Regions from separate parts of the Mus musculus genome. Here region 2 is linked to region 1. The links are chromatin loops, found by intact Hi-C in ENCODE. Cell type or tissue: left cerebral cortex. All regions are shown on one strand. Links, peaks and the distances in the headings refer to the core of each region. The heading gives the core; the rest is flanking DNA.

The links. A loop is a pair of places that touch in the nucleus more often than their neighbours do. Peaks named below come from ENCODE experiments on the same cell type or tissue, not always from the same donor. Only the 100,000 strongest peaks of a DNase experiment are listed, where the experiment ranks them.
Region 2: a loop joins it to region 1, with 7 times the contacts of the local background. A loop is called at or near these places in 12 of 42 quality-filtered maps.

Annotation. Positions count from the first base shown.
Region 1 is chr5:63,877,339-63,893,348 of GRCm38, forward strand. All of the region lies in intron 2 of 0610040J01Rik (RIKEN cDNA 0610040J01 gene), which reads left to right. It also overlaps a transcript of Rell1 not described here. Among named protein-coding and RNA genes, the nearest start is that of 0610040J01Rik, 73 kb to the left of the region's middle. In left cerebral cortex, for the core only: CTCF peaks have their summits at 9,614 (motif pointing left) and 9,814; a DNase peak (open chromatin) is centred at 9,514.
Region 2 is chr5:62,886,690-62,902,699 of GRCm38, forward strand. It overlaps Dthd1 (death domain containing 1), which reads left to right. Exons shown (of 10, transcript NM_001170705.2): 10 at 1,271-1,629. The coding sequence ends at 1,593. Among named protein-coding and RNA genes, the nearest start is that of Dthd1, 83 kb to the left of the region's middle. In left cerebral cortex, for the core only: a CTCF peak has its summit at 8,851 (motif pointing right); a DNase peak (open chromatin) is centred at 8,846.

The DNA of each region.
Region 1 (16,010 bases), core at 5,157-13,156:
AAACTCCTAGCAGGAGGTAGGAGGTAACTAGGGGAGTATTCTTGGTCACTAGGGCGTGTCCTCTTTGGCCCGCCCCCTGCTTCTTGGCTGCTCTTTGGTCGAAGAGAAGAAAACCCAAGCAACCCATCCTGCTTTCCTTCCGTTTATTTCTGGCTCTCCTCTCCGGCTTGGCTCCCTTACCAACCAACTTGCAGGACCATCCTCTCGATTTCAGCTCCAGGACAGCCAGCTCCACGTATCTCAGCCATGGTACATCCATTATCCTTGTTGCTTCTGACAAGTTCTAGACTGTCATGCTGTCCTGTCTCTGCAGAGCTTTTTCATTCTTTCAGACCCACGTCATCTACCTGTCTACCCTTCCTGCCTCTAGTCGCTCAGCATCATTCAATACTGTGCACCCAAACGTGTCTCCTTTCTGCACTCGGGGAACCCATTTCATCTACATTTCAATCTCTGTTCGTGGCTGACTCCTGGACCATTCTATCCATCAACTGTGGGCTCTAAATAATGAGCTCAGGCCACCATCTCTCAGGCCACCAGGTTTCTCATCCTCAAAGGTGTCGTGTAACTGGTTCTGGTTGCTTCTCTTGAGCAGCGTTAGATTCTCCAGCTCCCCAAGGGCTCTCATCTAACAACTAATAAAGTAAATCGGTTTAAGTTTATGCTTAAAAAACAAAGTGATTAGGGAAGGTCCTACGTAGATGTGATAATAGGTGTCTAAACTGGGTAGTGAGATGAAAAAGCAAAGAAAATAGCCAATGACGAGATCCGGAAAGATTTGAAGAAAGCTGTATGGCCAGGGAGAGACAAGCAATGGTGCCCTAGCTGGTTGTAAGCTTTTAAGGGCAGGCATTCTTAGCTCTGCAAGGTTCTGGGTGTCCTTAACTCTGCAAGGCTCTTAGCTTGCAGTGAGTCACTACAGCCAGAGTTTACAGCTCACTACTGTAATCAGGGACTTCGTGGATTCCGAACCACAATTCCGGGTCCCCGTGGGTCTCCCAGCACATACTCGGCAGCCCATCAATACACATGCCTTGTCTTATGTTTCTCTTTCAAAGCACCTCATTTGAAAATGTGGCTAGTTCATCCTTTAAGCTAGTTCGAGGCTAGCAGCACTGTAGCTCACTCCAGGATGAACCTTATCTGTTGCATGTGTTTCCCCTGTGAGGCAGACTCAGCTTTCTTTAACTTAGAGCCCCAGGATAGCACCTCAGTGCTGTGCCTGGGGGCTTTAAACAGTGAAACCAATGGGGAAAAAAAAGGAACACAAAATGGATGGTAGAGATGCACTTACAGAGAACAATAATTCAGCCAAGGAAACAGAAAACAACCTTGTGTGAGCTCAGCTAGAAACATCAGTATCAGATGGTTCTCATTTTTACTGTTCTGCGTGTGCCCATGTGCCTGCATCGGGTAAGGACTGGTGTTCAGGTTACTAATAAATTTTAACAAGTAAGCAACATTCAAACAATGTGGACCACAAGATATAAGATATGAGAATCAAGTAGAGCTGTAAAATTTCAGTTAGCCACTGGTATATGAGAAGCACTACGTAAACTTGGTGTATTTAGTATTGCATGGTATTAAATATCCCGAGGCTCTGAGCATCTCTGGGCAGTTTTAGGTGAAGCAGTGGTAATGACTCTTCACAGTTGTGCTCCAAAAGGACCTGTGGCTTCTGTGTGGCTGATGAGGCAGGGAAGAGACATGAACACATGAGAAGACAGACTCGAAAATAGTGCAGTAATCCGGTAACAAAGAGATCGCTGTGCCCTAGGGTCTGGCATAAGAAATGGCCATGGTAGGAAAGAATGCATCTTACAAGTGAGCAACGTGCCGAGTGGCACGTTTGTAATCCTGGCACTTGAGTGGCTGAGGCAGGAGGACTGGAGTGAGGAATATATAACAAGACTGTTGCAAAGGATTAGAGGAAAGGAGACAGGGAGGGAGGCAGGGAAGAGGAGATGGGAGGAGGGAAGGATTGGATTGTTGCATTTCTACTGCATTCCCCATGGGATGTGCTCTAACAATTCGCCGGTACTGCTTGCTGCCAGATCTCCACGGAAAGCAGCCTTCGGAATCTTCCTGAGGTATCTAAGGAGTTCTTTGCCTATTTCATCCTAGTGCTTCCAGAGCATGATTGGTCATCTAAAGTTTTTTATGGTTTTTCAGTTTGGGGGCGGGTGTTGATTTTTTGTTTGTTTTCATTTGGTATTTTTGTTTTGTTTTGTTTTGTTCTTATTCTTGTTTGTGAAAGACAGGGCCTCACTCCAGGTTAGCCTATGTAAGTTACTTACATATACTTACTATGTAGCCCAGGTTAGCCTCAAACTCATAGATTGATCCTCCTAGCTGGTCATCTATTTTTACACTTTTCTCCCTTGCTGAACTATAAATCTCCTTAGATCCCTGATGTCAAGTTTAGGACTCAGGTGCTTGGGAAATACAGTATTGCATGGATGGGCTGTGGATCTTTCAACATGCAACAGAGGCCTCCCCCTGTGCCTTTGTCATTGATAAGAGGATCTTCCATCTGGAAGACGCTCAGGCCCCAGAACCACGTTCATTATTTTCCATTGAAAAATGATTTTTACTATAATTTAGAAACACTGAACACACAGGGACATCCTAGAAGTACAGTTCTTTTCTTGACCTTTTACCATGCTCCCATCTTGGAGTCCATAAACACATTTATAAAATTAAAGGGGTGGGTGGAATGTCTCATCCGGATGACTCTTTTTGGCTTGAGTACTGTATTAATAATCTCCGGCTGACAGAACGAAATGTCATCAAGTGGGCAGCTTAAACATCTGAAATGTGTTCTTCCCCAGCTTCCGATGGAGGTGCAGAGGTCAGGCTATGGCTGGCAGCCTCAGCCTGACCTCACACAGCTGCTCATGATGGATGGGTGCTCACTTTCTCTCTCCCCACTCCCCCTGATCCTCAGAAAGGCCTCCAGTCCTATCAGATTAGAGCACTCTCCTTAAGACCTCGTTGAACTCTAGAAGTCGGATCTCCCAGTGCAATCACAGCGGATGAGGGCTTCCGCAAGCTCTTTTCAGGGACACTTTGGTTCACATTAGTCACTACAGGACTCTGGAGATGACCCTTCTTTCATCCCAAGCAATGGCCATGTATCTATCATTGTATCTTTGTAACCTGTAAGACTATTCCCTAAGCTTCTCTTTATGGGGCTTCCTCTAAGACATCCGCATTGTTTACAGGAGCTGACTTTTCCCACGTGCTTCGGGACGCCTCCATGGTTCCTGTTATCTCTCAGATAAAGTTGATTATCAAAATGAGACAGACCCTATGTTGGAGATATACCCCAATTCCCCTGTGGTATTTGGATGGATGTAGTGGGAGCATCACCTGTTTCTCCTCCGTGTCTAAGCACCCCCAGCTCTCAAGGATGTCCTCACAACAAACATGGCAAGAGCTAGCATATATCAAGAACTCACCCGCCAAGCTCACTTTGCCAGGTGTCTTAGTCAGTGTCCTATTGTTGTGAAAAGACACCATGACTATGAAAACTCTTATAAAAGAAACTATTAAATTGGGGCTGGCTTACAGTTTCAGAGGTTCAATCCATTGTCATTATGTTGTGAAGCATGGAGGCATGCAGGCAGACATGGTGCTGGAGAGGTAGCAGAGAGTTCTACATCTTCATCCGTGGGTATCAGGAAGAGTGAGACAATAGGCCTGGCTTGAGCTTTCGAAACCCCAAAGCTAAGTGTCCCCCTTTCCAACAACAAGGCCACACCTACTACAAAGCGACCCCTCCTAATCCCTCTCAAGTAGCAACACTTCTTAATAAGCATGCATTTAAATATTTGAATCTATGGGGGGGGCATTCTTATTCAAACCACCCCACCAGGCTTATCATGTGTTTGTATGGAGCCATACTCACAACAGCCCTATGAGGTCGGATATTACTCTTTCTTCCTCCCACTTTGATGTTGGCAAAGCTGAGATTGAGGGAGGATTTGTGATGAACTTTAGGCCACCCAGCTTCTAACAACCCACTCCCAAGCCCACTGCCCGGTCTCTAATGGCAGACCATCTTCTATGCATCACTTTAAGAGGCCATCCTCCTCTTCTAAGCCCCACTAAGAAACAACCCATCTCTCCCAGCGCACCGCACTGCTGAGGTCATTGCGTAGTGTTTGCACACGGAGTAGCCCTCCATCCAGCTCTGCACACCAGCTGGGTGAACACAATCCAACCAACTCCCTGCTTCAGCTGCCCGCAGGTAGCACCAGATGCCACAGGTGGAGGGGCCAAAGCCACAAGACTGCCCCCATTTCATATGCTGGTTACAAACCTGGACCCTGAACATGTGGCCAAGCAGCCATAAATCAAAGTTTAAAGGCAGGGCAATGTTGCAGAACTGAGAGAAATTACTGGGTTATGTACGTTTACAGGTTTGTTACAAAGTATAGTTTGAAGAATTGGATGAGCAGCCAGAGGATGCTGAACAAAGTTAAGGCCACAGGAGCAGAACCTTAAGCCCCATGGAGTTGAGGAACACCACCCTCCCAGCTCACAGGAGCATTTATACTGCACAGGGGCATTTATACAGTTTTGGGCAACCCCTAGTGCCTATGGGATTTGCAGAGTTCGATCTCTGTTTAATTTCCAATATTTATCATCACCCAACATACAGTGTGAACATGCATGTGCATGTGTTCTCAAGAACACACATACATACATACACACATACATACACACATACATACATACACACATACACACATACATACACACATACACACATACATACACACATACATACATACACACATACACACATACATACACACATACATACATACACAGAGAGAGAAAGACAGAGACAGAGTTTAGTGGATGATATTGAACCAATCAAAACCTCACTTGGTGTCTGTGGTGATGGTCACATTCTGAGGCTATCCAGGGGACCCCACTTAAGTCACCTCATAGTAGCATAAACCCAAGAGTAGTCAGCAGGGTTCCTTCCAAATCAAGAGGCCACTGGGACTTGGGAAATTGCATAAGCTTTAGAAGCTCTGTGTCTGGACCCAAAGACCCAGAGACAATGGCCACATCTATTTGTTTTATCATAGCTCCCTATGTAGATTTTATGTGAACTGTGACCAGACCTTCTGGTGATAGAGCCTGAGAAGTCAAATTGATCTTAACAAGTAAAGGGCATGGCAAGTTCTCTGATGGGTCAGACAAAGCTAAAGATGGGTCATGTTGAGCTTGCTTTATGGCTTAAACCAGAAGCCAGGCATGTGGCAATTGCTTATAAACTAGCACTTGGGAGCCAGAAACAGGAACATCCCGAGTTCAAGGCTAGTCTTGGCTACATAGTGGGACCATGTCTCTAAAAACATAAATAAATAAAAATTTTTACACGTGACAAAGAATCCTATTTGAACTATACATATGAAGGCAGAGGGGTCGTCCTTCAGATTTTAAAAATTATCTCAAAACTATTCTGTGAAAGCTCTTCAAGGTATATGAGTCTATAGTCCAAAAGATGAAATGTCATCTAGGAGGTCGTGGCCTGGACCCACCCAAAGCTGGTGGATCCCACATCCATCACTATAGCTCACGAATTCTCTCTAAACATAGTTTGAATGCCATGTAGTTATTCTAAGCAATAGGGTTCTACCTAAGAAGCAGGAATTCCAGGAATCATCTAATATCATTGATGAAAGGCCATGATGGTATACAAGGCTATGTGATTAGCTGAGCTCGCTAGCTGAGCTCTGCCACTTTCTTCAGAGCTATCTATGTGACTTCCTCAACAAACACACTTGGCCCTTTGTCTGTGGGTTCTGCGTCTATAGATTCTGCCACCCACTGATGATGGAAAATATTTAGGAAAAGCTGTTACAAGACCATTGGCACATGCTGTCTTGTTACGCCTTTGATGGTTGCATCTGCAGTGTCTGGAAACTTGTTCACTCTTCCCTTAACAATACAGAATAATAACTCTACATAGCACTCACATTGCTCTAGGCATTATAAATCATCTAGAGGTGTTTGAAAATGCTAGAGGCACGGCCACTGCCTAAAGAATATGGGAGAGTATGTGTGTATTATATGCAAATACTACATATATATGTGTATATATGTGTGTGTGTAATTATATGTAAATACTATATTTTATGGAAAGGACTGGAGCATGTAGGGGTTTGAGAACCAACCATTCCCCATAGATACTAAGGGACAGCTTTCCATCAAGTCCAGGGGGAAATTTGTATCACATACTCTAAGAGTTGTAGATATTTTTCTTAAGGAATTGAGTTGAAGCCCCACAGAGGCCTTCCTGGGCATAGTAAAAACCAGCCTCACTAATAATGGGATCTGTATTAGTCAGAGTTCTCTAGAGTCACAGAACTTATGGAATATCTCTCTATGTTAAGGGAATTTATTGTAATGATTTACAGTCTGTAGACCAACTAACCCAACAATGAACAAGATTGGGAAGTCCAAGAATGTAGTAGTTGCTGAGTCCCATGAGGCTGGGTGTTTCAGATGGTCTTCTGTAGAAGTAGACTCCAGCAACAAGTAAGGGCAAACAGTCCAAGAATAGTGACTCTCCCTTCTTCCAATGTCCTTATGTAGGCTCCAGCAGGTATGGCCCAGATTAAAGGTTGTGTACCACCACACCTGGATCGGAACTTGCTTTGTCTCAGGCTGGCCTTGAACTCAGAGCTCTCCTTGCCTCCGTCTCCTGGGATTAACGGTATGTACTACCTTGCCTGGGCCTAAGCTTTTCATAGCCACTATGCCTCAAAATCCCCATGTCAAGATCCAGGTCAGAAACCTGTTTTCCAGTCTCAAGATCTGGATCACAGGTGTGCCCTTCATTTCTGGATTGTAGTTCATTCCAGATGTAGTCAAGTTGACAACCAGGAATAGCCATTGTAGGGCCTAATAGCAGAGAGGTGTCCACATCTCAGCAGATGTGAGGGGTCATAGTGGGGATTCCATAAGACCATTGAACCTAGTATGAAGGTCCTATGTCCCTTACACTTTTTCTGGGGGTGGGGGAGATTTAGGGTATCTCCTAAAGGGGGACATAGGAGATTGGAAGGAAAAAAGGGAACCTGCCCTGAAGTGACATAGCAGGGCAAGCAGGCTGGAAAAGGAAAGAGAACTCGGTGGAGATAAGTACAAGACTAAAGTCCTCTATGACCACCCTCAGTGCCACCTCTGTGACCTGCCCTACACAGGCACACAGCAAGCACGCCATGTGCATTACATAACGCTGCTTCTTTCAGAAGAATCCAAGACCAGCGACTGTCAAGTGACTGTTATGTAGTCATGTAGCCAATCTTCCTTTGACAACAATACATAATAGGCAAGGTCCTGAAGGGAACAGGAATCACTCCCTTCAAACCGAGGAAGTCGTATGCGCTTTGTGGTCATTGGGTTATCCAGATATGGGAGAAGCTGAGAGCCAAATGAGACAATGCAGTGACATGGACTGTCAGAGCAGGTAGATGTTTCCACCTGCTGTGATTTGAATACTTGACCCAGTTGTGTCCGAATTGTGTTGAACTTTACTGATAGTGCTAAAGGTTGTGGGTGGTAGGAAGGTGCTGTTAGGGCTAGTGGAGTGATATGAAGGAGTGGATTGCTGAGAAGAAGGAATGTCCTCTCCTGTTCTCCTGCCCACACTCACCTTCTTAAGGACACTCGTCTGTGTCCCATCCCTATTTTCTCTCTAAAGAGCACCATGTAAAACCTTCATCCGTGTGCTGATGGAGCAAGAAGGCCCCTGCCAGACGTAACCATTAGATCTTAGACTCCAAATTCTGAAAAGTAATTCCTTTAGTTTATAAATTACACAGTCCATGGGATTAGGCTTTCGCAACAAAACATGTGCTAAGACCCTATCTACAATGAGAGCTGTAGGCAGTCATGAAGGGCTTCTGTTGGCCATCAAAAGCTGCAGGGAGCAGAGTGGCTCCCGGAATGGATAGGAGTCTGTCTGAGGTACAGAGAGAAAGAGATGGATTCCTGATGTCTCTGCTCTTTGCACTCTGGTCCAGGCCAGCACTGCCTTGGGTGGAATCTCGGGGCAAGATTGCTGCAGGGATAGAGTTCCCTGAAAAAAATAGCTGGGTGAAGGAAGGGAATGAATCCAAGAGCAAACCAAACATGACAGAGTATGTTCTTTAAATGACTTCCATATTTTAGGCACTTGAATTTTCTCATTGCTTTCCTATTACATGCCACAGCCTGGAGAAATGGGCCACATGTAAATCAGAAAATGAACTGGGGACGTAACAGTCTGGCATCCACAAAGCACTGAGTTTGATCCTGAGCACAACGTTAAGATAGGTATGCTGACATATGCCTGTGATCCAGCACTCTGGAAATGAAGTCAGGATCAGAGGTACGAGGTCATCCTCGGCTGGACTGTGAGGCTGAGGCCAGCCTAGAACACATGAGACCCTGCCCTCTCCACCTTCTCCCAAAAGGAAAGGAAGGGAGGGATGGAGGGAAAGAGGGAGGAAAGAAAGAAGGAGCAAAAAGGAGGAAAGAAAGGAAGGAAAGGGGGAGTTACAGGTGTAGACAGACATGCTAAAGCAAATCTGTAACCTCACTACTTGGAAGACAGACGAAGGAGGAATGCAAGTTCAAGGACAGCCTGGGCTACAGAGTAAGACCATGTCAAAGTAAAAGAAAGAAAGGAGGGCTAAAAGACAGTGCTATGAAACACTTTTTTTAAAAATGAACAAAAAAAATTGAAGTCTTATGATGCTTATAAACTGCCTGCCTTTGTGTTGGGACTTCGATGGTGATGACATAGTTTTCATCCAAGTCACCATGCTGGCATCTTGATTTGAATCATATCATCAGTCACTATAAGGATTCAGGACCATGTCTCATTGTTTGCTAGGGACTCACCATGCTACAGTGTCCTGAAGATACTGACCTGAATAAATAAAGCTGGCCTGACCCAACCAGAGACAAAGCAACCCAGGGAACTAAGACTGTCTGTTTCATTGAAGCAGTTGGGCAGTTATCACCAAGCGGTATGCCCCAGACAGTATCACCAAGGAGCTGGTAAGAAATGCCAGGCCTTGGGCCCCACTCAGACTCAGGTGAATCAATACAACCCAGTGCCCTCTGCTGCTGTGTCTGCCAAGAACCTGCTTATAAATCCGGACTGATGGAGATGCAGAGCCCCAGAGGGCCTCGAACCCTCCACACTGCAGAAACTCCTCATTCCCTCAGCCTCAGCCACAGAAGGAGACAGCAGAGAAAAACCCAGACTCTCACACTTCAGGGTTTCGTGAACAGTTTTGTGTGAAATGGGGACCCATGTAGAGTCGTAAAGGGTTTTTCCACCCCCACCGAGGTCTCCACACAGGAAGAAATAAACCCTCGCCTGGTAGGAGCTGCAAAGAGCTATTGTAGCATGGCCACTAGAGCTAACACAACAGATGCGCCCGGGCTAGCGTTCCTTGCTGGCCAGCCTTACTCACCATGGCTAGCACCTGCAGGACTTGCACCAGATTCTTGTGCTTTCCTGATTTCTTCTGTGTGCTTCTCTTGAAACTAAACTATTAATAACCACTCTATACTGCCACCTGGTGGTAGGTAGATGAAATAACAGCTGGGAAATTCAAGTCAAGAGAAAAGCAAATTACAGTTTGCAAAAGCCACTGAACATAATCTGGGGAGAAGGTGTAGGAAGGCCACAACGTTGCAAAATAGATAGCAGGAAGTCGTTATGACTAAAGCAATAACCACTTTACTGGTAATAGCTACACTATCTCACCAACTTTTATAGCATTTGTTGCCACTTGAAAGGCTTATTGTAAAGTAGAAAAGGATTAAAACAAGAAAGTCCCTGAACCAGCACCAGACAGATAGTAAACACTCACATGTCAACTGCAGTGTTTATTACATTTTGTTTTATTTTTAATTGCATGTATGTGTCTTGGCATGTGTACGTAGATGTAGGTACCTGCAGAGGCCAGAAGAGGGCATCAGATCCCCCAAGCTAGAGTTACAGGTAGCTGTGAGCTACCAGGCAGGTTGGTAGGAACCAAACTCAGGTCCTCTGGAAGAACAGCAACCTCTCTCAACCTCCTGAAATCTCCTTTTCATCCTTTGCGGTGTTTGAATAAGTACCGACGGTAGTTACTCAGGCATGATGCGAAATGGTCTACATGTTTCATCTCATTGAACTTTCATAGCAACCCTGATAAGTAAGAACTATCACTCTCCCTGATTAGACAAGTGACACTCAGGGGTAAAGTTGCTGGGAGTGGCAAGGCTTCTAAGTGGAGGAAATGCTAGTACGAATTGTCTCTGACCTAAACTGTTCATTGATTAAACTACTAGTGTGGTGGGATGAGTCTTCTCTGTGTTTATTGAAATTTCATAGCACTCCATGGGTTTTTTTTTATTTTTTTTTTTGTTTTTACCCAATCCCACCCTTCATACTTACCTCTCTCTTAGGCATGGTGGTCATGAAAAGCTTAGGCCCAGGCAAGGTAGTACACACCTTTAATCCCAGGAGACTAAGGCAAGCAGACCTCTGAATTCAAGGCCAGTCTAGGACAGCAAATTTCAAAACCAGGTGTGGTGGTACACACCTTTAATCTGGGCCACACCTGATGGAGGCCTACATAAGGACAATGGAAGAAGGAAGGCTCACTCTTCTTCGCTTGTATGCACTTACTTGCCAGCATATCTGTTGGAACCTAATTCTTCAGGATCCCAGCTTGTACAGAAGACCAGTACACCCAGCCCTGAGGGACTGAGCGACTACTAGACTCTTGGACTTCCCATTCACAGCTGCCCATTGTTGGGTTACTTGGACTGCAGCCTGTAAGTCATTACAATAATTTCCCTTAATATGTAGAGACATTCTATAAGTTCTGTGACTTGAGAGAACCCTGACTAATACACCACCCCCCCTCCCCCCGCACAGCGTAGGGAAGAGGAAGGGAGAGAAAGATAGAGCCTGAGGAGCTATAAGCTTTCTCGGGGACACTCATAATTCCATTGTATGTAGCACAGTGCCTGGTACATATAAGAGGCTTGGTGAACACTGCACAAGTAAAGATGCTGCCCGGTGTTGAGTCTGCCAATGGCTTATTTTTCCTTATTTTTCCTTATGTCTGTGTAAAAATGTGCCCACAGAACCCAGAGACTGTGTGAAGTTGGAGTTACAGTAGGCAGTTGTCAGCTGCCCATCATGGGTGCTTAGAGCTGAATTTAGGCTTTCTGCAAGAACAGTAAGGGCTCTCAGTCATGAACCTTTCCCCAGGCCCAGTCAAGCATCTGTCTTAAAGATATAGACTAATTACTAAATCAGAAGGGGTGTCATATTTCGAACAGAAGACCAAGGGAAATGGTTTTAAGATCTGTCAAAATGACTGTCATTTAGTAGGGTAAGGACCACAGCAAGAGACGCATAGTGGTATTATCATGGTATTTGAAAAGAATGTGTCCCCACATGCAACAGGCATAGCAAAGGGTCCCAGGAAGTCCAGGGCAGTAAAGTTAGGCATCAGGGCTTGTTTCTCTTGAGTTCTGAAAGTGGAAGCATGGCAGTGTGCTTTAGACACCCTCTCATGTGGACATCCCTATCAAGGCCAGCTGCGCCAAGGCCATGGAGGCAGTCTTGTGAGTGATGCAGCTCCAACAGACCCAGGGAAGCCTTTCACTGAGAAGTGCCCATGAAAAGCCAGCTGTGACTCCTGAAGAGGTGATGACACTGGCTTCTGTTTCCTAGTCCAGGTATTCCAGAAGGCCCCAATGTCTGCACTAGCTATGGGTTCCCCAGTACTCAGAACCCTCCCCAAGGCCCACCACAAGGAGAAGAGGGGCCATCAGATGACCTCCCCAGAATGGTTTCCTTAATCTGAGACTCTCTCTCTTCTTCTGCTTGTTGTACCTCTGTCCTTATCTTCATGTTCTGTGGCCCTGGTTGTAGAAACCTGAGCCAAGCAAAGTACCAGAGTTTTAGGGAGTGAGATGGAGAGCAGGATATGGAGGAGAGAACACTGGAGCAAAACTTTTCTCCACTGGATCAGGACCATGATTTGGGACCCAGTGGACCTCAGTAGTTTCTTCATGAGCTTGTGAGCACTTTTGCAAGCTTGAGCGAGTTTCCCAGTGCAGGATAGAATAGATGCCATCAGGACTTCTCTTCAGCTTCAAGGAGGTGACATGTAAGCCAAAGCAAGCCAGGGGCGGATGGTAGTGTAGGGCAGTTCTCCTTTCCCACTGTTGCATCTAGACGGTGAGATCTGGAAGAGAGCTTTGATGGCATAGATTTCTGGTGTAGACAAGGACTCGAGAGAAGAGGCTGCCCTTTTGCATCTGTGATGCTGGACATAGAGTTGTGGCTAGGACCCCAACTTCTGACACCCAGGCATGAATTACACCTGGCTAAGTGTCTTGAGACCTCACATTATAGCATTGATGCATAAGACTCCCAATGATAAGGGATTTCCTCTCCATTACAGTTTTTCAAAAGCATCTCACAGCATGGGTTCTATCACTTGCTAATCTACTATGAAGATAAGTTATGTGATCTCATGTTTTAGGGAAATACTGGGTTTACTAAGATAAACCATCCTTTGTTATAATTCTGAATGTGTTCATCTTTAATTGCTACTCCCCCAAACCTTTGTCCAGGGAACCTCCTTTGGGGATGTCTTAATTAGGGTTTTCATTGTGAAGAGACACCATGACCATGGCAACTCTTATAAAGGAAAACATTTCAGTTGGGACTTATAATTTCAGAAGTTTAGTCCATTATCATCATGGAAGGAAACATGGCAGCAAGCAGGCAGACGTGGTGCTAGAGAAGGAGCTGAGAGTTCTACATCTTGATCTGCAAGCAGTAGATGGAGACTGTATACCACACTGGGCATAACTTGAGCATATAAGACCTCAAAGCTCGCCCCACAGTGACATACTTCCTCCAACAAGGGAGCACTCCCTAATAGTGCCCTTTCCTATGTGCCAAGCATTCATACACATGAGTCTGTGGGGGGCATTTCTATTGAGCCACCACAATGGAAAAAAACTGTATGTATGTCTCTATATACATACTTCTGTCCCATCCAGCCCAGTGCTTGGCAATGCTTATTCATATCTAAGGCACATTGCCTATCGAGAAGGTGTAAAGTGGAGTATTTAAGGGTGTGATAGAAGTTGTTGTATAACCTTTCAGCATCTCAAAAATAGCAGAAGCTTAATGCCTTTAGGTAGGAAAAAAAGTCATGCACATGAGATTTCGTAGTCCCCAGCTTGTCTTCTAATTCCTCGTCATCTTTGGAGTCAGCATGCTCTCTGGTTGGGCCCTCTTCTCTGATGTCTTCTGTAGACAGAAGGTTGCCCCTGCTGATGTCAAATGGTCACACTTTGCATTCATTCCTCTTGAGCCAGGAGCTCAGCATCCAGTAGTGGTGCCCTAAATGTTCGGTCACTTTGCCCTCCGGCCAGGTTCTGGGAAATCAGATTTAAAAAACAGATTCTCTTTTCTGAATATTAGCAAGTTTCCCAAAACAGTGTTTAAAATGTGTTTCGTTTCACTACACCCTCTTGTAAATATCCCAGTAGCCTTTTTAAAACTCAGATTATTTCATGGGAGTGACTTTAACATCTCATGCCACGGGACCCTTGAAGAGGCATGTCCTCAATGATTGGAAGTGTACCAAAGGGAGGAAAGAGGCTGTTTTCCAGGCTGAAGGAAGAGAACCAGGTCTTTTCCTCTCCCTCTGCTCATGACTTGTCTTGCGATTTGGGACCACTGGGTGGTGAGCACATGCAATCTGAACAGGGAAATGAGAAGACACTCAATTGGAATGCCTTATCCAATCCAATATCCTAAGGTGGTGCACACAGTCCCACTATTCTGGAGGTGGAGGAAAGAGGATAGCAAGTTCCAGACTAGAGTGGATTACATAGCAAGACTTTCAAAACAAAACAAAACCATACAAGGACCCAGCCCCTTTATCCCCTGCCTGTCACTCACCCATGTTCCTACCTTTGACTAGTGAGGGTGAAGTGTTCTGTGTATTTGCACACCGTACAATGAGGTAGATGACTGACACAAAAGTAGGAGGGGCTTCCCTCTGAGAGGAGGCTCAGCCTAAGGACAGGGCCCCATCTAGGGCTGTTTGGGGCCTCCGACTTGTGTAGACCCCCTGCAGTCAACCACAGCTGCTCTAAGCTCATGAGTACTGTGACTCGCGAATGTGCTCTACAGCCTTGTGCCCCAGCATCTGTCCCATCTTGTTCCCCCAGCCTCCATCAATGAGTCTTACCCGGATCCATTATCATTACTATGAGTGGTAGCAAATGGTGATCTTTCTAGGTCCTGTACTCTTGTGTATATTGGTTGGCTGGTTTCCTATATAGTGACAGAGCTGCCCCTTTCCCTTCCATGCTCCTCTTAATGTGTCTTGTCACTCGCCTTTTCCTCCGTGAGCCAAAATTCTCACTAGTTCTGTTACTTTGATGGTCTGATAGCACTGGACTTGGCCAATAAAACCCCTATAAGCTGGCTCCAAGCGATTACTCTTGACACCAGCTCTAACCCCTGGGTACCATGGTGAATGCTGTCAATTTCTCTATTTTAAAACTCCAACATTCTCCCTACACCCCCACCTCCACATCCCCATTGTAAAACAGGCTTTTCCTGCCAGGAGACTTTACCACTAACTAATGTGGCCATGGCCGTCTTCAAACACAGGGCTGTTTAACTTCAACACGAAACCGGGGCAGAATCAAGCAGCATGTGGGAGTGCAGGAGCAGGTGGCGCCAGCAGTGGTTAGACTCAACCACGCTAATGGTATTTGCTTTTCCCTTGTGTAAACCAAACCCTGGCTGCAGAAGATGTCCCCTTTGCTTCCCTGTTGCCATGTATATCGCTCCAAAGACAAAGCACATTTTGAGTCCCCTTAGCCATCAAGGGCTCCCACTGTAAGTTAGGCAGCTGCTTCTAAAAGACAAGCAGGGGGAAGGCAGACAGCCTGCTCCTTCAAGGGCTGGCGTTTTTCTACTTCTGTGTATCATGCCAGAGGACAGATGTTTCCCTTTTGCTTGCTCCACAGAAGATATGGATGGGATATTGATGAAGGCATGGGGAATGGATCGAACTTGATCTGATATGTGCATGAGGGAGACTAATTGCAACTATGGATGTGGGCAGGCGTGGGGTGGCGGTGGTGCTGAGCACATTGACCCCTCCCCTTTTCACCTGCGGGGGCTGGGGGGTGGGAAGCGGTCACACAACCTTGAACATTCAAGCCAGCCATTTGAGAAAGGAATGCCATCAGGACAGGAAATCACAGAGTGGGAAAAGAAGGGCAGGAGGACCTGAACCAGGAAGAATGTCCCACCGTTCAGGTTGGTACCAGACTCAGAAAGCATGGCTCTCTGGCATGGGACTGGGCCTGAAGGAAAGCCAGGAAGTGCCAGGAAGTGAACCCTAAGGGAGTTGGTGCTGGAGAAAGACAGGAAGCTGACCCTAAAGAGGGAAAGGCTACTCACAGAGCCCCAATGGAAGGGTTTGGGAGAGCAGTGTGGATCCTGTCTTTCCCTGGCAGAGAAGAGGAGAACCTCAAGAAACACTTAAGCAAAGGAAGGCCTTGGATTCCATGCCCAGCCTCTGTCTATCTGCTGCCTGCCTTGGGAAGCCTGTGGTTTCAGAAGAGGAAGGTTGCATCCCAACCACTCTTGGATTTCTAAGCAATTGGCTCTGTGGTCTGAGCCCAGCAGAAGGTTTCAAACTGCACCAGGTCATGAGTACCCCAGGACCCCAGCAGCCTCTAGGGCACTGGGAGGTATCATGGAAGTTGTTGACCAACTGCCCCTCCTGCCTGCCTTGGCTTCTTTCTCCCTCCATTTCAGCTGCTAAACTAGAGCTCCCAAAGCTGACCTAGCGACTCACTGATAACATTTAACAGTGCCTCAGTTATAGGACCATCTGCCCAAAGCCGGCCTACCTGCTCACTGATAATATTTCATG
Region 2 (16,010 bases), core at 4,206-12,205, 990 kb before region 1:
TGTTGTCTACAATGTGGTAGAGTGACTGCTGACCAGGGGTCTGGATCTGCTCTTAATCTTCAGCAATGCAAAGAAAGAAAAACAAAACAAACAATAAAGGAAGGAAGGAAGGAAGGAAGGAAGGAAGGAAGGAAGGAAGGGAGAGAGGGAGGGAAGGAGGGACAAAGAAAAGGATAGAATAGAAAATAAAATAAAATAGTAGAAAAGAAAAAAAAAAGAAATGTGACGAGTGCTTCCAACCTGTTTGAGAAACATGAGACAGGCCAATGAGATTGTGGACAGAGGAGTGAATATTTACCAGCAAGGTCCGTGATAAAGTCAGCAAGGCTCCTGCTGATTTCAGGAGGATAAAGGGCATGGTGAGAGGAAGAATTATGAAGTGTAATGGATTACAACATGAGCGCATTGCCTGATGCTAGGAGAACACTGGAAAAACACAAGGATGTATCAGCCCCCTTTTCTAAGTAATCCTCATAAGAAACAGGCTTCAGGTGCTGTTTATGAACGTTGTACATGTGGGAATGATCACAAAATGGGAAAGGTGGGCTGTGATAAAAGAGAGTAGGGTAAAGGGACTTTATCAGAATGATGGTCTGAATCACACTCCAAAACCAGAAACTAAGAAAATGGAACCAGAAGTATAAGAGATAGTCAGGTGGTTTCCAGGCTTGGTGAGGGCTATGTTGAGCGTTACTGCACACAGTCAAGGTGCTTGCTGATCTAACTGGTGCAGAGGTTAGTGGAAATGTTAGTGCAAAGGACCTTCTGTAGAATGGACATTGGGTACTCTGTTTTTTGTGAATATTTGTATGGTTATATTCCGGTGAAAATTGACAAGATTTTGTATTTATCTGTTGCATTAATGTTAATAAAGAGAAATATATTTTTGTACCTATACTACATCCTGTAACATAGTGCCATTCAAGAGTAGTCAGGACTCCAACATCAGCTCATTAAAAATACCGGGTGCCCTCCTTACACTACTATCTCGCTGTGTGAATGGGGCTTTAACATCATTTTAAGAAGCCCTCTGGTTCTTAAGGTCATTCACATCACTAAGCCTCTGAAGAAGCTGGTACCCTCAGATGATCTTTGGTCTTTGGTCTTGGCAGTTTCAGCAGCCTATGGGTGGTCTCATAGCTTTCTTTCTCATAGGCTAAACCTGAGAGCAGGTAGATTTTAAGTGAGCTAGTGAGAGTTAGATCAGCACGTGCCTAAGCAAGAATCCTGACTTTACTGAAACTACCTAATCTGATGTATGCCCTGACAGTGGCCCTTTGGGATAACTTGCTCCACTGGCTGGCTGAGGAACTCGCTGAAGAAGGTGCTGAGGTCCTCGCTGCATCCCTCCCACTGCGCCGCAGCACAGTCCAGCTCATCAAACTTAAGCATCCCGATGATCCAACAGAGCAGATCCACGAACTCCTTTGCTTCTGGAAAAGATCACTCCCGACTTCCACTGACAAAATTCGTCTCCTGGCGCGCCATCTCCGCAAAATGGGCCGCGGTGATCTCACAGAAGAGCTCAAATTCAAATGGGAACACAAGGTGTTCACAGAACCGCAATCTTGGTTTGATGTGGCTACTGAATAAAGGTCGGCTCACACTTCCTTTACCCTAAAAAAAAGGGCTCATGGATTTTAAAGATTCAGTGGCATCGTTTCCCAGTTATTGAGTAAGATATTTGTTTGAAGTGAGTCTGTTTGATAGACTTGCTACTGGGAAATCAATGGAAACAAAAGAGAAGCTTGTAGCGCAAGTTTAGCTACATTGCTTTGGCTTCCAAAGGGTTGTGATGTCAGCCCTTTGGATTCGCGAATGAAACACACACACACACACACACACACACACACACACACACCAGTTAATTTTAAATGTCTTGACTAGCTCAAAGTTTGGGCAGTTCTAATCTTCCCTGCAGCTAGCAAACATTTCCCTCCTGTAATCCTGACTTAATGCCCTCTAATTCTATATTTTATCTTTGTTGTCTTGGCTCCTTTCTTGTCTTAGTTCCCTGGTCTTTGCTGTCCAAGGTGCTTCTGGGTATTCCTTCTCACCTATATTTTGAGTGATTTTCCTTCTTCGTTTCTAAATCTGATCCATCTTCCTCCCAGTCCTAGCAATTCTCCACTGCTTTCTCCAGTTCCTTGCCCATGCAAATCCAAAGTCCTGCCTTAGTCTATCTGCCCAACCATTGGCCGTTGGCTCTTTATTGATCAATCAAAAACCAATTGGGATCAAGGGACTTCAGCTTTTGGACATGCAGAATCCCAGTTTGGGGGGAGGGCTGGGGGGCTGGATTAATCCAAAGCATTAGAACCAATCACCAACAGAAGCTTAATCAGACAACTGAAGACACCCCTGGGTGTTAGCAACATAAATAAGGACTGGTGACTGGTATGGGGCCAATAGCATCATGGGTTCAGCTAAGTTTCATGGCATTTGCAATTCAATTTGCTCAGTTTACATTTGCATAGCTAAAATTGCTTTATAAATGCAAAGTGAAGATACAATATAGAGAATGACTTTTAAACAGTTATACAAAATTAATCTAGTTTTTTTTTTTTCCCCCTTTGGTGTGGTTCCAGGCAACCAATTCTAGGCACATAGATGCCAGATGCCCACATGTGACAATGTGAAGTAAAGGAAGCCATGAAAGGCAATAACAAGTCAATTTTAGAAAACTGAAACCCTTAGAATAAATTAGAAGTATAAACATACTTCAGCCAGTTACTGTCAAGAGGACACTGGAATTGATGACTTTTAATATTTATTATTAAGGAAATGAAGCAATACAGAAAAAATGAAGTTGTATAAAGTAATCCAAGGCCTCTTTCCTAGCTGGGGTTTTTTTCTTAGTTAAGAGAAATCTTATTGCATAAGCTTCAGGGTGGGGGCAAGGAAGGGATGTATAACACTTCTGTCGTCCTTCCCAGCCCGAGATGTTCCCTGTATTAGGGACCTGGACATAGGTCAAACTTAAGTCCATGGCTTCAAAATAGGGAAGAATTTCATGACTAGTCACCGTTAAATAGAGGCTTGATTAAAGATACTTGAGAGTTGGTATCAGCATGAAGATTAAGACAGAAGAGAAATGCAAAGAAGGAAAGCTACCCACACAACATGGTAAGGGTTTCTCCAAGATAGTCACAATTTGCTGCCTTATATTTTATTAGTTAAGAAAAAACTTATTAAGTAAGATTTTTATTTTGCACAACACCCAAAAAGAACAATAAGTATTTTGTGTTCTTAGAATGAATAGAACAAAATAAAATATCTATTGCTTTTCTGACTGCAAAGAGATTTCATGCTTCTTTTATTCTGCCACTAGAGATCACAATTTCAGATATTAGTTGGTACTTTCTGGTGTCCATCTCTCATCCAAGAAAAACATTTCATTTCTATTTGCACGGATTTATGTTTGTACACACATATATATGGTCCAACAACCCCCATCCAAATATGCACAAGCCTACTAATAGACATGGCCTCACTTGCTCATCTCCCTAATCCTATACATTTCCCCAGTATCTGCACACACACATGCAACACAGACACATACATCACACACAAGCATACACAAACATGCACACACACACACATACATCACAAACTCATGCCCACACAAACCACACACACAAACATGCATACACATATACACCACACACATACATGCAAACACACATGCATACATTCCACATACTCATGTGCACACATAAACATCACACACACATATACAAACATGCTCACACTTACCATCCACACACTCACACACACACAAGCACACACATATTATTCATATGCACACATCTCCCTTTCACACCTCTCACAATCATGCTCTTAACATACCATTTACTTCTCATTCTACCCCCATCTGTGTATCTCATGTGCATCTGAATACTGTCAGCAACACATCACTTTCACCTACTAAAACACATTTTTATATACATAACCACATGTATACACATGGGCATAGTCTCACATCTACTTATACTTTTACACATAGACTCACATTCAAATCCTGTCATATGTAATCTACTCCCATATCTCAGGCTCACATTTAACATATACACCCTCAAACATACATACACACACACACACACACACACACACACACACACACACACACACACACACACACACACCTTTACCTGCACACTTATGTTTTCACACTCTCTTCCTATTACAAAGGCCTGGACCCTAGAGATCTCTCAGACACGGAGCCACCAACCAGGCAGCATACACCAGCGGATCTGAGGCTCCTGACATACTTACAGCAGAGGACTGCTGGGTCTGGCCTCAGTGAGAAAAGATGAACCTAACTCTTGAGAGATTTGAGGCCCCTGGGGATGGGGCGACCTGGTGGGATGGAGACCTCTTGGAGACAGGGAGCAGGAGGTACAGACTGGGGAGTGGTCAGGGCCAGACCACCAGGTGGGGGATGAAGTCTGGATAGTAAATAAAGATTAAAGAATAAAAACAAAACAAAACAAAACAACAAAACTACTCTTGCCCTACAATTTTTTCTCTCATTTATATTTAAACTCATACTCTGAAAGGGAAATACATACATATATCCCTTCATACACGTTGAGATAGTTTTCCAATTATTAAAACATTTCTCATATTATTGCAATATTAAAACAATAAAGAGGCATATAAAAATGAAAAAAAAAAACAGCATCTTTCAGTACTACCTCTTCTTTAGATAATATGGGGAAATTGGCCTAATGTGAGGTATTTTTTTTTCCCCTGTTAGGAACCTGCTCCAGAATTCCCAGCAGCCATACCCCAGCCTCATGTAACTGCATTTTGTCTGATGCATTGACTTGCATCGATCACATTAGTAGTACCTCTGGTTTCCAGTTGGATTTGCTTAATGGCAAGACCTAACAAGTGACTGGAAGGCAGGAGAGAAGTGAATTGCATCACACCATACTTTTCCTTCCTAGGGCCATGATTCTAAAGCTCTAGCCCTCATCTAAACTCCTGCCAGCAGGGCTTTCCTACTGGGGTTTGGTAACTGGTTTTTCTCCTTTCCTCAGTACTGGAGCTTACACCAGCATCCTTTCAGGAGAAGCTGCACTATTCCTTTGCTTCCCATGAGTTCCTTCTATTAAGACAAGCATCCTTTGATTATTGCTAATTTATCACCCCATCTGTTTCTTATTGAAATCCCAGCCAATTCATCTCTATGCCCTCACCTCACACTCAAGAAACCTATTTTACCAGAAGGGAAGTGATGTATTTATATGTAATTTATAGTTTTAAAAAAGAATGTCTTAGTTATGTGCATTTTCAATGTCTTTAAGTGCTTCACATGAAAGTTCCTATCATATCATAATTAATTATAAAAAATGTTTGAGTTGGAAAATATAACATGTATTCTCTGATGTTTGCTTTGTTTTGTTGAAATGCACTAATGTTGCTGTGTATGGCCATAATTTGTTCATTTGCATTATTGCTCAATAATTCATTATGGGAAAAAATAAAATTACACATGTGTTCTTTTTTTTTCTTGTTTTTTTCTAGCCAGTATTTCTTTGTGTAGCTCTGTCTGTCCTAGACCTTACTCTGTAGATAAGACTGCTCTTTAACTCACAGAAATCCTCCTGCCTCTGCCTCCGAAGTGCTGAGATTAAAGGTGTGCACCACCACAACATTACTCATAATAGTCTATTGTAGACTGACACAGAAATAAGTTCTCCTTTCAGACAGTCATATACACTATTATTGTGAAAATTCTTTGCATATTCTTTAGTATATATATGTTAATTTAGACTTGCTGATTGTTTGATACCAAACAGGATTAAGGATGATCTATCATTTACATTAATCACCAACTTCACAAGTGAAAAAGCCTATTATCAATTTTATCCTGCTCTTTATTAAGCACATTGTTTTACAAATCAAATAAAATTAACATTTATTATTCAAACTACCAAAATCTACGGTGCTTAATCAGTGTCACCTGATTAAATGGGTGTGTCTGGAGTATAAAATTCCAAAGTATTTCAGAGAAAAATAGAAAAGGCTTTATTTAAAAAGCAATGTATGCCTTGAGAACATCATAATTCAGTCTTCAGAGGAGTTAACTTCTGTGGGAAAGATCTGTTTTTCTAAACTAGTTCTTCTTAGAAGGTTGTTATGATATTTTAAGTGCAATATTGTTTTAAAAGAATCTAACCTGAACTGGCTTATGAAATCCACGCATTTAAACAGCTCTCCACAGTGTTCTGCTCACAAGCAGAGGGATAGGTGGTTGAGAAGGTAAATGTGGTAAGAATGAGTCACTTGAATCAATCTTTGGCTTGATGTGGAGAGTGAATAGAGAGATGGGAATCTAAATATTTAGATATTCCTCTTTCTCAGTGAGGGGACAGGAACTGTTCGATGGAGTGAGATGCTTATTAATGGCTAGAGTCATCCTCCTTAAAGTTAAAAGGGCAACAGTATGGGGCAAGAAGGAAATAGAGCATAAGGTCAATGTACGGATTCATGTAGGCTGGGGGATTCCCAGTTGCTTAGCCATGCATTCCTTCTGTAATCTAACTTCTCAGAAAGCCACAGCAGGCTGTGCACTTTTGCAGAGATGACATGTCAGTCCTTTGATCCCTGACTCACAACCTCTTCCAGTCCTCCCCAGCTTATCATCTAATGTATTAAGTAGTCTACTTGCTTGTTACCCTTGCTGGCATCTTGGGAGTCAGCACCCTCTTCTGTGCACACACTCATAAAGGTCAGGCTCTTGTTTCTTGCTCACCGACATATTCCTATTACACAGAACTTAGGCTCCTTGACTGCATGCTCAACTGTAAATATTTCCTTCTTGGTTACTCATATGAGAAGGAAAAAAAATGCAACTTGATTTGATACTTAGAGGTTCAGCTGGTCAGGGTAGCACCTGGGTTGGATACTAGTAATCTGGAAGCTGGGACACCAGGGTGACCAGTTCAAGTCCAGCCTGAGCAACACAGGAAGACCCTGCCTCAAAAATCCAAAACAAACAGAATAACAGATAAGACCATAGACGATTCTGTTTTTCAGAGTCCTTTCTCTTCTACCCTGGGCTTCTTCTACCCTGGGCTGCTTCCCTAATTCCCCACCAGTCTTTTAGAGCTTATAAATTTGACAATGTTTTTCCATTTCCTGCATTCCAAGGATAAGATAAATATCAACCTATCAACTTGTCTGTACATAATCACTACTGTCTGTTGATGTGTATTTTTTCCCAGTCACCTTGGAGGATTCTTGCACACAATTCCTTGGTTTTCATTCATCAGTCCAGTCCCAGAGCTTTGTAAAGGAAAATGGCATATAGTAGGCATTCAAGGCTTCTTTATCAAATTAATGAATGAAAAAATAACGCGAACATACTGTCAGGCCATCTGGACTCATTTGTCCTCTCTCTCTCCTCAAGACAACCTTGTGAGGCAAATGTCCTGTATGCAAAGAGAAAAAAAAAGAGCTCAGATTCTAAAGTTGGCTCCACCATTAAGCAAGGCACAGGCAAAGCTGGCCACAAATTTCACAGGAATCAACCCAGCCCCACACATCACAGCTGTAAAGTGTCTCCTGCAGGGCAGGTGACTGCTGCTTCCTTACACACTGAGAAACTTTGTTCTCCAAATCATCCAATAAAAGAAAACTTTGCCACTTGAAATCAGTCAGAAAGAAATCTCTTTCTTGCCTGGAAGGTTGAAACAATTTTCACACAAAAAAGCATTCTCTATTTACAGCTGAGGTGTCTGTCTTTGTCCAGATAAAAGATCTCTAGATATAGGGATGTACACCCACCTTACATTTAAGGATGCACTTTGCAAGGCAGACCTGATGCTGACCTCTGCACATGTGGCTCTGTTTTGTGTTTATTGAAATAATAAACCTTCTCCTGTGTGCTAAAATAACTCCTTTATTTTGTATAACAAGACACAGACCATCTCTTAGATATATCCTCCTTAATTCAAATGAATCAGTAAACCTGATTTTGTTGTATTCCACGTGTGCTCCTGTGGTCCTTCCCCATTTGTTCTACCTTTATGATGCCCCTGTATTCAATACAGTAGTTTTCAGACTAGCTGTGTATTAAAACAGCAGTTATCTGGGGGCAGATTCTGGTAAATCTTGCTTGATTTGGCTTGGAGTGGGCCCTCGGAAGCACAGTCATAGAGTTCATAGATTTCTTTTCTGATCAAATAGATTCAGAGGAATGTAGAGTGGGTGTATTTCAGTTACACAAATTAAACTTTGCTTCTCTAAACCACTTTTGGACTATGTATAATTGTCAAGTTCCTCAGGTCATGTTTATGCCCATACAAGTTGAAGGGCATTGTCCACTGTATTCTATTTCGTGCCCAGAACACTCTTTCAATTTTTGATATTTGTGCTTAGCGCTGGGCCAAGAGGAATAGGAGGGAAGAAACTAAACAGAGAAAGCTCTGTGTGTGCTGACGACAAAGGCTTTTTCCTTTAGAGAGGTCATTTGAGAAGATATATCTGTTCCCAAGGCGGAGCACTGTGGAGCCCAGGGCTGAGATAAGGGAGTGAAGCTGAAGAAGAACTCTTCACCCTCTGCCTTCTCAGGAAATGCTTATTGAATAGCTAACGGGGACTGACATTTCTATATTTTCATTTTCAACTATACATTCAATAAAAGTGTGCTCCAATGTTTTTGTGCACACTAAAAGATTTAAAATACAACACATTAATTTTACACGGATGCTTCGATTCATTTGGGGTCATTTGTACAGATCCTGCGGACCACCATGAACAGGCCTTGCTTCACTGTTGCTACCACAGCCAGATGCTTTCCTTTATAAGCAGTGAATGCAAGTGAGTCCATATAACCACAAGGGGGAACCCATGTCCCACACAAGGATAAACTCAAGACTACAAAAATATCCCTTTACACACTGAAACACATTTTACTTTAAACAATAACATATTAGAATATAGGAAGGAATGTGACATATAGTCAAAGCATGTGAGTGTAATTATTGCTAGCTAAATTCACATCTAATAATAGTCTCAAAACTCTAACACTCATTGTGAAATTACAAAACAAAACATGCCAAAATTGCTGTACCGGGCTTTAAGGTTATAATAAATCCAGTGTTTCTTTAAGCAAAGTGATTTAAATGAAAATGTAATGTAGTATTCATTATTGGAGCAATATGTAGCTTTTTCAAATTTTCAAAGAAGAGTAAATATAAGCAAAATTCATGGTATACTCTGAATTCCAATCTGTTTCCAGTAATTGTTTACTAACCGATTTGACTCTTAGGAGTCAGGAATTAATTTCTAATTTTGAAATATTTTGAACCATATTCTGTTATTATGGTTTGGCAACAAGTAAAACTGCCTAACATCTATGCATTAAAATGTATTTCAGAGTGTACAGTTATTTTTAATTGATTGTGTGATTTTTTTTAGCATATTGTTTTCAGTTGTGAGTTCATATTTCCTGAGATAAATTCTACCCAGAGCTGAGTACTAGAGGTTTTTTTTTTTTTCCACAGTGCATCTCACAACTGTAAACCAACATTAGGATGGCTGATGCACCCGTAAAGAAGGCAAACCCGAATAGCACAAGTACAAGTAGATGGCTAAGGACTGCTGGACTATGCTGTGTGTGTCAGCGTGTTTGCTGTTCCTTGCTGTGGGATGGTAACACATTCCTGTCGATTGATGCCTTGCTTTAATAGGGTTTCAAAGTGCACCACAACATACAAGGTCATATTTGAGTGAGAATGGTTCTTGCCAATTCCTTTTCTTCCTGATTTGACAACAACATTATGTCTGTAAGAGATGTTTCCCTGGCCTCTGTGTTGGAGGGTGGATGACACAGGTAAAATATATAAGAAATATGCAAGAAATTTTGTAGAAACACTAGCCTGTCATTACCCAAATGGAATTAGTTGTATGCATGTATGAAACACAAGGGACAAAACTGTACATTCGCTGCTAAGGCTTTGAGATTTTTGAGAAGTTTTGAAAAGAGGAGTAAGCACATAGGCTTTAGAAGAAAGACAGATAAATGGAACATACACAGAGTCAAATTTTTCTCACGGCTAGAAACAGTTTGCAGCTGGGGTTCTATGCCCATGTATTTCTATTATAAAATATTAGTAGTAAGTATCAATTAATTGAGTGCCAGTTACATGTCATAGGCTTTTAGTATATAATCTTATTTCATTCTCTTAGATAGCTTTCAATTTGGTGTTATTATTTATCTTTCTCCATGACAAAATAGGTTTGCAAATGGTCAGCTATTTTTCATTTGCTTGTTCCCTTGCTCTTCAGCCATTTACTAGCTCATTGATAGTTACATAAATAAATATTCATCAAACTGATATTTTAAGTCAAATTGCAAAATTCTATTTTTAAACTTCTGTCCTTAATTCCAAAGCTTGCTTTCTCTATATTCCATAAAATTCTGTGGTAGGCAGATTTCTAAAATTATGTCCAGAACTTCTCAATTTCTTGTCATCAATGATATGTAATTTCTACTCTAAGAGTATACTGGGCTTCATTAATGCTATATGGCAGAGCTGACTCTAAAAGAAGGCAATGCTAACAGCCATGACTTGTTACCTTTATTTTGTTTTTTTTTCAGTGGGTGAAGTGAAAGAAAGTAGGAGCATGGAGATTTCAGTAGAGGAACTGTCTCCTTTACCCAGTCAGAAGATGCTGTATGTCCTAAGTCTAAATGTAACTTCCGGGAAATGACAACTAAAACATCAGTTAGACACCAGCCATCTCACCACCAAGACACATGTTTGGGCAACAGCTTTCTGTTTTTTCGCCATGCCTTTATTCTGCCATCATGGAACCTAATGCTCACCTTGGTCATCGTGGTTGATCTCAACAGGTCCATTAACAGGCTGGAAATAAGACCTTGTACTGGAAACTTAGTCAGCTTCCCAGAGCTAGTGAGTTCATGGGCCAAGAGTAGAAATCTAGTACTGTGAGTTTGCTAGACCGAATTCCTAACATTCTAAATCTTATCATTAGACTCATGGATAAGAGGAGCTACCACCCCTCATCCAAAAAGCTTTTCTGTACAGCAAGTGGGAACGATCATAGAAAACAATTGGATGTAACACAGAAATCAATGGACCACTAGGAACTAAGCACCAATAGATTAATTTACCTAAAAGCTCCCTCTATGACTCAGGGAACACTGAAGAAGAGAGAGCATAAAGATTGTAAGAGCCAGAATACCAAGAAGTCCATTATGAAACATTTCAACCTAGAAATAGCTGCATAAAAAGATTGGAAAAAAGACCAGTATCAATGGACATACTAACATTAAAGTGAAAAACTTCATGGTATCCCAACCATAGACAAAGGCCTATAGGCAACTAATAACTGTTAGAAGAAGAAGTAGCTTTTTCCAGGGATAAACCTCCTTATTGGTTATCTAGTAGAGAGGGGTCAGACTTGGAAACAAACACCCTCAAGCAACAAAAATAGATTGAGCAGGCTGAGCTTATGCAATATATGTGTATGTATGTATACGTATATATACGTGTGTGTGTGTAAAACAATAATAACCGGAGAAAGAGGCTATCAACTTCAAAATTGGGAGGCATGTTTTGTTAGAGTAAGGATAGCTTGGAGGGAGGGTAAAAAGTGATGCAATTCTATTTTAATTAAAATATTCTTTAGAAAAGATAACCAGTTAATACAGGCAGAAACAATTTCCTGTGAAATAAAAATTCCACTTCCTATTAATAATTTTGGGAATCTAATTTGATGGGTGCTATTTAGAGAAAGCGTGTGTTTTCAATCTGTGTTATCCCAGTTAGCAGCTGATTCTATACTTTGCCAAGAGACTTGATAAATTGTTGAATTAATGTACTCTTCATCCAGTGAAGCCCAGGCACTCTGCAGGGCTTCCAACACCATTTCCCAAGTAAGAGCATTTTGTATGATTGATCAAGCCCCAATTTGCTCCCAGAAAAATTGGTTTCTCTGGGTTTTAATTTCAACAATACATTATATAAAGTAGAGGCATACAGTTAAAAGCCTGTGAAAATACATCCTTTCCTAACATAATTATGAACTCTTACTTAAGAAAATGATGGAGAGTCTTGAGAAAATAAGGGAGTATAATATCTCCCTTTTGTAGATAAAGTTCAGAGTGTTGGAGTAACATTCTGTATACTGAACTTACTGGGGGAAAAATCAAGTTCAATTCCCCCAGTAAGGCCAGTATTTAGAATTCTCATAATAAACTTAGGGATACTATGTGGAAAAGGAGGTTTATTAAATCATTATTATGCATCCCCTTAAATATTAACTGGAAGTTTTGGTTTCTGCTTAGGGATAAAAAGTTGGAAAAAAGTATTGCTTACATTGGAATAGCCAGAAGAAAATTATAAATCTTCTTGAATCTAATATATACTTTAGGTCACAAACTAGGCTGAACTTAAAGAAAAATAGTTATTTATAAGGGAAAAGATACAGGCCATACTAAATGCTATGCATAAAATGTCACAGTTTGGACATAGAGCTGAGAAGCAAGTTTGTAGCAAGAGCTAAGGCCAAAATTTTAAAGAAAAAAATTGATATCAGTACACAAATAAGGCAGAAATCACAGAAGTCCCATGGTACATCATTGTCAAGTCACTTTAGGAACCTTACCTCTGTCTATCACTACCAGTTAGTTAGCATCACATAGCAGGAACCAAGGTATTTGTCTGAGGAGAAGAAGTTTACAGACCTAGGAAAGTAATATACAAAGCTTCACTTGTGTATGATCAGGAAACTGGAAGCAGCAGAGAGCGTTTGCTTGGTGATGTGGTAAAGCTTTGTAGGAAAAGTTGGATGTTGTGGGTAGAAACATGGAGAATTTCAGCAATGATGGAGACTATAGAAAGAAGTCATACACAAGTCATGTAATGCAGTAATGCAGATGAAGAATAACATTCACTGACTTCCCAGTGGACTTGGAGGGACCAAGGCAAGAAGAAGTCAAGCTGAGGCTAGCTCAGCACATACTGGCCACACTGAATCTAACAGGGAAGGAGAATGAAAACATAACACCACTTAGCAACAGTCTACCAAAAACGTGCTGTTTAGGAGAAAAATAAACACTAATTATAGAAGAAATACTCCATCTTGGTCAAGTGCACAATGATATAATGTTATGAAAGGGATTATTTGGTATTTTCCTTGTAAACTCCAGAACTCTGCCTAGTAATGAGAAAACATTAATCAAATCCCAATTAGGAGGCATTGTGTGAATTACATTAAGAAACTCTTTGACATCTGTTACCTGACAAGGCCATCAAAAATTAAACTGAGAAGTAATCTTAGAAAAAAATGTCTAGAGTCGCTGATGAATAAACATAATATGGTGTGTCTGAGTAGTAGAATTCTAAGGAATTATACTATTACACTATGTCAGTCTTGGCTCATATATGAAAATAAAATACACTTCATCAATTTAAACTTTTGACAAAAGGGTAATTTGAGACACCCTACAATTCTCAATATTGATTATAAAAAGTAGGGCAGGAAGGAGTACCCTCTCATGGTATAGGTGAGAGGGGGCAGGTTGAAGAAATTTGTGAGGGGAGACTGGAAGAGAGGGCAAAATTGGAATGTAAAGAAATAAAGCAATTAATTAAAAATATAAAACAAATTGTCCTAGAGACTTTTCCTGTGACCATAGTTATTATCTAGGAGATCAATGCGGTGATCTTTACCAGCTCTGAGTAAATCTTTATAGAGCTAGGAAAGAAACTGAGGATCATTTAGGGCCAATTCAAATGTTTTACTGATGGCTGCCTGATTCTGATGCCCAAATGATATGTTTTTCCTAATGAAAGGAGAGTGGTGGCATTAGAAAACCACATCATGGTTTGAATATGTGATGCTCTCTATACACTCATGCCAAGAAGTTTAGTCCCCAAACATAGGTACTATTTTGTGAGGTTCTAAAACTGAGATGGTACTGTGCTATTAGAACTAGGTCATGCTAAAAGGGTACTTAGGGATGCTATCCCTATCTTGTTTTTCTCTGCTTTCTGTTTGAGTAACAAGTAAATAGTTGTTCTCTATCACATATTTTTACTGCCATTATATTTTGTCAAAATCAGAGGAACTAAGTCATACGGATTAACCCTTTGAAATCTCATACTAAAATAAATATTTTTCCCTTAAATTGTTCTGTTGGCTGTTTTCCCACAGCAACCAGAGAAACCATACAGAAACTGAATACTGAGGAGTAGAGTCATTGCTTTTTAAAACCTAATCCCAGCATTTTTACAGTTACTTTTATGAAGAAAAACTTGCAAGATTTTGGAGGTGCAGGCTAAATAATTCTAGAATGTTTTAAGTTGAGATTGCTTAACTACACCAGTGAGAGTTCAGAATGCTGAGACAAATTGAGACATTAAATAGAATTGTGAACCCTCTAGGTGTTTGATATGGAGCACTCCCTCTGTGAGATTATCGATTTAGATCATTTGGCCTCTCTAGAAAAGCTGGCCCCAAGATTTAAATTTAGCTATATTTTATAACACCTGCAAATAAAAGATAAAGGGTTTTTTTTTAAGAAAGTAGATAAATACAAATGTTTTTAATTAAACCACATAAGAATGGAACCCATGTGTAAATATTTGTTTACTTTCCTCAGAGGAATGGATAAGAGCTACACCCAAACTTTATGAATCGATGGGTTAGGCTGAGCGCAGAGCATTTCTACCTAACTATGCCTAGACTCAGGCATGGAAGATTCTAGGCTCCATTCAATGTAATCTTTTGCAAGCTGGACCTTGAAGGCTTCAGCTTCCAGCTTCCATCTGCTAACCTAGTCCTAGAATGTACCAGCCTCCAAGACTTACTGCTGAATAACTTATTCTTCCTAGCTCTTTCTGGATTCTGACAGGCTGGTTCAATTCATTTGTTTTGGCTCAAACTCCTTTCCAAGATGACTGATTCAAATTGTCGTCTTTCAGCTTCTAACCGAATTGTTCTGCTTGGAAAAGCTACCTCTGAACTTCAGGACCTGAAATAACTGCTCTGACTTTACTAACGGCACAGACTGACTGAAGTAACCTAACTGAACTCAACTGCATTAACCTGAATGCCGTCAAATTCAAGCCATTCAACTCCACTCCTCTCTCGCCTTGTAGTGCTCTTAAGCAACCTCTCTTTTTTGTCTGCTCTTGAAAGAATTTGACTTATTCTCTTTCTGACTCATTCTGTCAAATGGTTGATTTGTCACTTTGTCAACTCCTCAATTAGACCTCACTGTTGGGTGATGTAGTGTAGATGTACACTAAAGGTATATCTGTATTCCAACCAGAGGGATTAAATGCCTGTGGCAAGTTCACTTTCCAGGAGGATATCTGAGACAGAGAAGTTTTTTGGATGTGATCCCTTGCCAGAGCAGCCATGTTGCTGGATTAAAGTGACAATGAAATAATAATTCATACAAAACGTCTCTGTAAAACTCTTTTTTAAAATTTTTTTTTGAAATAAGAAAAGTTAGTGAAATAAGAAAACCATAATTAGTCAAGGATCTCTAGATTAATGGAACATATAGAATGAATATAGTTTTTAACAAAGGGAATATAGATATGTAATAAAGTGGGTTTAGTAAGATGACTTAAAAGCTGATCGTGGTCTGGCTAACCTAACAATCACTGCCTATGAACAAGAAGTCCAGGCATTTAGCAGTTGTTTAGTCCACAGGCTGGATGTCTCAGCTGGTCTTCAGTAAGATACTAGAATCCTGAAGAAGAAGTCTTTAATACCAGTGAAGGAAGGAACTTGCTAGCAAAGTGAGAGCAAGCAGGCAAAGAACAATAGCTTCTCTTCCATGTATCCTATATGGGCTTCCATCAGAAGGTGTAGTCTAGGTTAGAGGTGTGTTTGTTTCCCCTGATAAAACAATCTGGACTAAAGGTGTGTCTTTTTCCAGCTTAATGGATCTGGATTAAAGGCAAATCTTCCTACCTCAAAAAAAATCCAGATTTAAAAGTGGATCTTCCTGC